2 separate regions of the Homo sapiens genome follow, and region 1 is linked to region 2. The links are chromatin loops, found by intact Hi-C in ENCODE. Cell type or tissue: heart left ventricle. All regions are shown on one strand. Links, peaks and the distances in the headings refer to the core of each region. The heading gives the core; the rest is flanking DNA.

Evidence for each region. A loop is a pair of places that touch in the nucleus more often than their neighbours do. Peaks named below come from ENCODE experiments on the same cell type or tissue, not always from the same donor. Only the 100,000 strongest peaks of a DNase experiment are listed, where the experiment ranks them.
Region 1: a loop joins it to region 2, with 3 times the contacts of the local background. A loop is called at or near these places in 10 of 110 quality-filtered maps.

What each region holds. Positions count from the first base shown.
Region 1 is chr17:1,788,835-1,791,747 of GRCh38, forward strand. All of the region lies in intron 5 of SMYD4 (SET and MYND domain containing 4), which reads right to left. Among named protein-coding and RNA genes, the nearest start is that of SERPINF1, 28 kb to the left of the region's middle. In heart left ventricle, for the core only: a CTCF peak has its summit at 1,220; no DNase peak of the experiment used is centred there; H3K27ac peaks cover 2,021 bases.
Region 2 is chr17:1,845,882-1,848,794 of GRCh38, forward strand. The region is part of intron 4 of RPA1 (replication protein A1); the gene reads left to right. Among named protein-coding and RNA genes, the nearest start is that of RPA1, 17 kb to the left of the region's middle. In heart left ventricle, for the core only: no CTCF peak of the experiment used is centred there; a DNase peak (open chromatin) is centred at 1,540; H3K27ac peaks cover 1,300 bases.

The DNA of each region.
Region 1 (2,913 bases), core at 106-2,605, 57 kb before region 2:
GGCTCTACCTGTGCTGGCTTTTCTCAAAGCCATCTGTCCTAGGAGTATGTACAGTAAAGATAACCTTGGGCACACAGAAACGCTTAAATTATCTTCAGTAGTCTCAATTTAAGCATGAGGCAAATTGTGTTTCTAACAAAACAGGTTGGAAGATAAAAAATACCAGTATTTAAAAGGAAACATTCAGTTTTCTGGAAAACTGGAAAAAAACCATCAAATAACTGTGATATCACCGAATATATGCCAGGAATCTCAAAAAAACCACTCACCAGGCTGGGCATGGTGGCTCATGCCTGTAATCCCAGCACTTTGGGAGGCCGAGGCGGGTGGATCACCTGAGGTCAGAAGTTCGAGAGTAGCCTGGCCAAAATGGCAAAACCCTGTCTCTACTAAAAACACAAAAATTAGCTGGGCATGGTGGCATGCGCCTGTAGTCCCAGCTACTCGGGAGGCGAGGTACGAGAATTGCTTGAATCCAGGAGGAGGAGGTTGCAGTGAGCCCAGATCACACTGCTGCACTCCAGCCTGGGTGACAGAGCAAAACTGTCTCGCAAAACAAAAAAAACAAATTCACCAAAGAAATAGTCTAGGTACAAATGTAATGGATAAAGAAAATATTATGAACCATTATGTGAAAATGTTTTATAGGCCAGGTGCAGAGGCTCACGCCTGTAATCCCAGCACTTTGGGAGGCCAAGGCGGGCAGATCACTTGAGGTCAGGAGTTCAACACCAGCTTGGCCAACATGGTGAACCCTCGTCTCTACCAAAAATATAAAAACTTAGCTGAGCGTGGTGGCGTGCACCAGTAATCCCTGCTACTCGGGAGGCTGAAGCAGGAGAATCGCTTGAAACTGGGAGGTGGAGGTTGCAGTGAGCCGAGATCGCACCACTGCACTCCAGCCTGGGTGAAAGAGCGAGACTCTGTCTCAAAAAAAAAAAAAAAGTTTTATAAAGGAAAACACTGAATATAGGAATAATGTTGTCAATTTTGTTGTCAATTTTACTATCTGTTGCTAAGGAGAACAAGAATAGAACAAGTAAATACATTTTGCAGGGAATCCAAATGACTCAATTCTAGTTAATAATTCTACAAATTGTATTAAAATCTTTCATCAGAGCTTCTCCTAAGTGCTTCGCTGATTTTTGTTTCTTCTTCTCCCCCTTGTCCGGTGCCCACCTTCTGGTATATGTGCTAATGAGCAGTGAAAATGCTAAAAGGCAGGTGGCAGGAAGGAGCCGTCCAGGGCATGAACAATTTGTCGTCTGAATAATCAGCCTCTGCATAATTAAAAGTGGACTTGCATTGCCAACTACTGATAACTGGCAATCTATATTAGAACCATTGCTAAAATTTTCCAGAAAAGAATGATCACACTACAGTGAGTAATGTCAGCTTTGTGAATTATTTATAGATTACCCTCTGACAGAAGTAGGCCCAGGAACCGTGTGGGTATTTATGTCAGAGTTGAATAGCTCTCTAATTATTTCTAAAAAATTAAGTATTGATTTTTAAAAATTACTCAGTATTGTGCATTAATCATCTATTAGTAGAGATAATAGAAAGTGAGAATATGTATGTAGTTCCTCAACCAAATTTAATCTGTGACATTTTGTATTAAAATAAAGAGGGAGTGATTCTATACCAAAACAGTACCTTGCTAATATCCCTAGTGCATTTCTTTTTATTTATTTATTTTTCAGATGTAGTCTCACTCTGTCGCCTAGGCTGGAATGCAGTGGCATGATCTCATCTCACTGCAACCTCCGCCTCCTGGGTTCAAGCGATTCTCCTGCCTCAGCCTCCTGAGTAGCTGGGATTACAGGCGCCCATCACCACACTCAGCTCATTTTTGTATTTTTAGTAGAAGACAGGTTTCAGCATGTTAGTCAGGCTAGTCTCGAACTTCTGACCTCGTGATCCACCCACCTTGGCCTCCCAAAGTGCTGGCTAAGCCATGCCCATCCCTGGTGCATTTAAACTGGGATTCAAGTAAAGAAAAAAGATTCATGCCGGGCGCGGTGGCTCACGCCTGTAATCCCAGCACTTTGGGAGGCCCAGGCGGGTGGATCACGAGGTCAGGAGATCGAGACCTTCCTGGCTAACACGGCGAAACCCCGTCTCTACTAAAAATACAAAAAAATTAGCCGGGCATGGTGGTGGGCGCCTGTAGTCCCAGCTACTCGGGAGGCTGAGGCAGGAGAACGGAGTGAACCCGGGAGGTGGAGCTTGCAGTGAGCCGAGATCGCGCCACTGCACTCCAGCCTGGGCTGGCCCGTCTCAAAAAAAAAAAAAAAAAAAAAAGATAGATTCCTTCAATGCTGAAGAGTGAAAGCAATGGGCAGTGAATTGATGGGAAGTGACAGGACACAGAACCCCAATAAAATCTTGTTATGACAGGAATCCGGATAGATCATAAATATGCCATTCCCACTGAGACAGAACCACACGTGTCACGGTCTAGAAAATCATCAGTGGCCAGTTCTGTCCCTTGAGATAAGCCCTAGTGAGAGGTTTCTGGGGAACTTTGATTAAACAGGATTTATGCAAAGATAATAACATACATTTTTATAGGTTTTTGTCAAAGTCTATCCTAGTTAACACTTTAATCCTTTGCCTGTACTACTAATGAAACAGCTGCTAATGAAATTCAATGAGAACACTAAATTGAGAGGGATTGGAACCCCAAAGAAATAATAAAAAGGGATATAACAAGATTAGAAATATGAGCAGACTAAAAGAAAATGAGATGAAATTTAACAATGAAAGTGAACCTTGCTGGTGGGCGCGTCAGTGGAACTTTCCTGGAGGGCAATTTTGCAAGCTGTATCAAGTGCCTTAAAAATGTTCATAGAAAAGTACTCTTATCATTTGAATTATCTTTATTATTAAAAAAACTAACTGAGGCTGGGC
Region 2 (2,913 bases), core at 279-2,778:
GAGATCACGCCACTGCACTCCAGGCTGGGCAGGAGAGTAAGACCCTGTCTCAAAAAAGACCAAAACAACAACAACAAAAACCGAGATAAAAAATGATAACAATACTAAGAGGTTTAAGTAATTAGTTTTTTAAATTCTGTTATACTGATTTTAGGACTCTTACATTTTCTCCAGCTGTTCTTTTTTCCTACCTCTTTATCTCTGTGTTGGTTGGATTTCACTCAATAACTTTTTTCTGGACTGGCTCTTTAGTGCCGTCTTCCCCATTATCAGCCTGTTGGTCTTTATGCTAGAATGACCACTTGCCTGGCTGTCTATTGTTAGGTTATGTGGCTTTACCCTCAGAATTTTGTCTTCTGGCATTGAATGTTGATCTGGAGAAGTCTTAAGGCCAGCCTGGTTTGATTTCTTCCCTTGTAGGAAGCTTTGCTTTTTTTTTTTTTTTTTTTTTTTCTCCTGAGGCCTCACTCTGGTTGCCCAGGCGGGAGTGCAGTGGCACCATCAGGGCTCACTGTAGCCTTGACCTCCCGGGCTCAGGTGATTCTCCCACCTCAGCCTCCCGAGTAGCTGGGACTACAGGCGCCCACCACCACGCCTGGCTAATTTTGTTTTGTATTTTTAGTAGAGACGGGGTTTCACCATGTTAGCCAGGATGGTCTCGATCTCCTGACCTCGTGATCCACCTGCCTCAGCCTCCCAAAGTGCTGGGATTACAGGCGTGAGCCACCGTGGCCGGCCGTCCATATTCTTTTTTCTTCTGGTATGTGGTATGCTTGTTCAGTCTGCCGATTCAGTTCTTTTCAACGAAGTTTTTCTGTGTGTTATTCCTTAATGTTGTTTTCTATTTCACTTATTGAGTTCCAGTTTTTTACATACGTTGTAGATAACTTTGATCTCCGCATAGGTCTTTACTTTAACCTTTTTTCTGATGGATGCATTGGCTTGCTTCGAGGTTTTCCAACGTAATAGTACAGTTTTTAGTTTTCTCTCTTCTACTCCTCAATCTTTATAAATTATTAGATGTATAATAGTATTGATTTTGTTCTGTTTTTTTCTTAGCTGTTCAAGCTCCCTTTTCTTCTTAGTCTCTTGTTTTAGCTCATCTTTTGACTGTTAATTTGTTGGATTCATATAGTCGTACTTATTTTGCCAATCGCTTTTGGGAAGTGTCACTCCTTTTCTTGGCTTGTACTTTCTTCCAGAGTGGGTTCTTTAATCGGCTTTGCCTCCCTGTTGCTTTCCCTTTTATGCATTGTTGTGTATTGTATTGTTGCTTTGTCATCATCCCTTTTTATTTTGTTCATGCTTAATGTGGACAGTCCTGTCCAGACTTGGTATTTGCTCTGACATAGTCTAGGCTAGGTACATGTTGCCAACCTTCTCACTTGGGACCTTTTATCTTCCACTCCAGGCTATCTTGGAGCGCTTAAGTGGTGTTTTGCAGCCACTTTTCTGTCCTCCAGGGCATGGTTGTGGGAGAGGGTGGAAGTGTTGCTGGGATTGAGTGCAGTCCTTGCTGGGAAACTTCACAGCCCACTCTCTCCAGTCACGGAGACAGCTCCACTCCCCTGGGCTTTGCCTGATGGCACTGCCTCAGCTTGCAGGCTTGCCTCATATTCTTTTGTACCTCTGCTGAGAGCCTGTGTGTGCGGCTGGGTTTATTTACTCCTTGCTTTTTTGGTGATCATTCAGGTTTATTCTAAACAGGACTTGAGCAGTCATCCTTGTACTTTATCTTAACGTGTTTATGCTTTTATTTCTGAATAACAGATCATTAGAATTTGTATTGTGGGGTCAACGGACATCTGTGGAAAGTATACTAATTATACTCATAAATGTTATATAAGAGTATCTATTGGCCAGGCACAGTGGCTCAGGCCTGTAATCCCAGCACTTTGAGAGGCTGAGGCGGGGCAGATCACAAGGACAGGAGATCGAAACCAGCCTGGCCAACATGGTGAAACCCCATCTCTACTAAAAATACACAAATTAGCTGGGCGTGGTGGCGGGTGCGGCCTGTAATCTCAGCTACTCAGGAGGCTGAGGCAGGAGAATCGCTTGAACCCAAGAGGCGGAGGTTGCAGTGAGCCGAGACTCCAGCCTCGGTTACAGAGCAAGACCCCATCTCCAAAAAAAAAAAGCGTATCTCTGAATAGACAAATCCATAGAAACAAATTCAATGACTGGTTCTCAGGGGTGGTAGAGTGTGGAGTGACTGTCATTGTACACATGGTTTCTTTTGCTGATGACAACAGTGTTCTAAAGTGAGGTAGTGGTGATGCTTGCATAACTGCAAAATGCAAAACCCATAGGATTATCCACTCTGGAAGGGTGAGTTCATTATGGTACGTGAATGATATCTCAATAAACATGTTATTTAAAAAGAAGTGTTTGCCATTAAGCTTGTCAACATACTGTGTATTAGTCATATTTTAAAGAATAATTATCAGCCAGGCACGGTGGCTCATGCCTGTAATCCCAGCACTTTGGGAGGCTGAGGCAGGCAGATCACCTGAGGTCAGGAGTTTGAGACCAGCCTGGTCAACATGGTGAAACCCGTCTCTACTAAAAATACAAAAATCAGCCGGGCATGGTGGCACATGCCTGTAATCCCAGCTACTCGGGAGGCTGAGGCAGGAGAATTGCTTCAACCCGGGAGGCAGAAGTTGCAGTGAGTCAAGATTGCGCCATTGTACTCCATCCTGGGTGACAAGTTTTTCTTGCCCAGGCTGGAGTGCAATGGTGCCATCTCGGCTCACTACAACCTCTGCCTCCCGAGTTCAAGCAATTCTCTGCCTCAGCCTCCTGGGTAGCTGGGATTACAGATGTGCACCACCATGCCTGGCTAATTTTTTTGTATTTTTAGTAGAGACGGGGTTTCACCATCTTGGCCAGGCTGGCCTTAAACTCCTG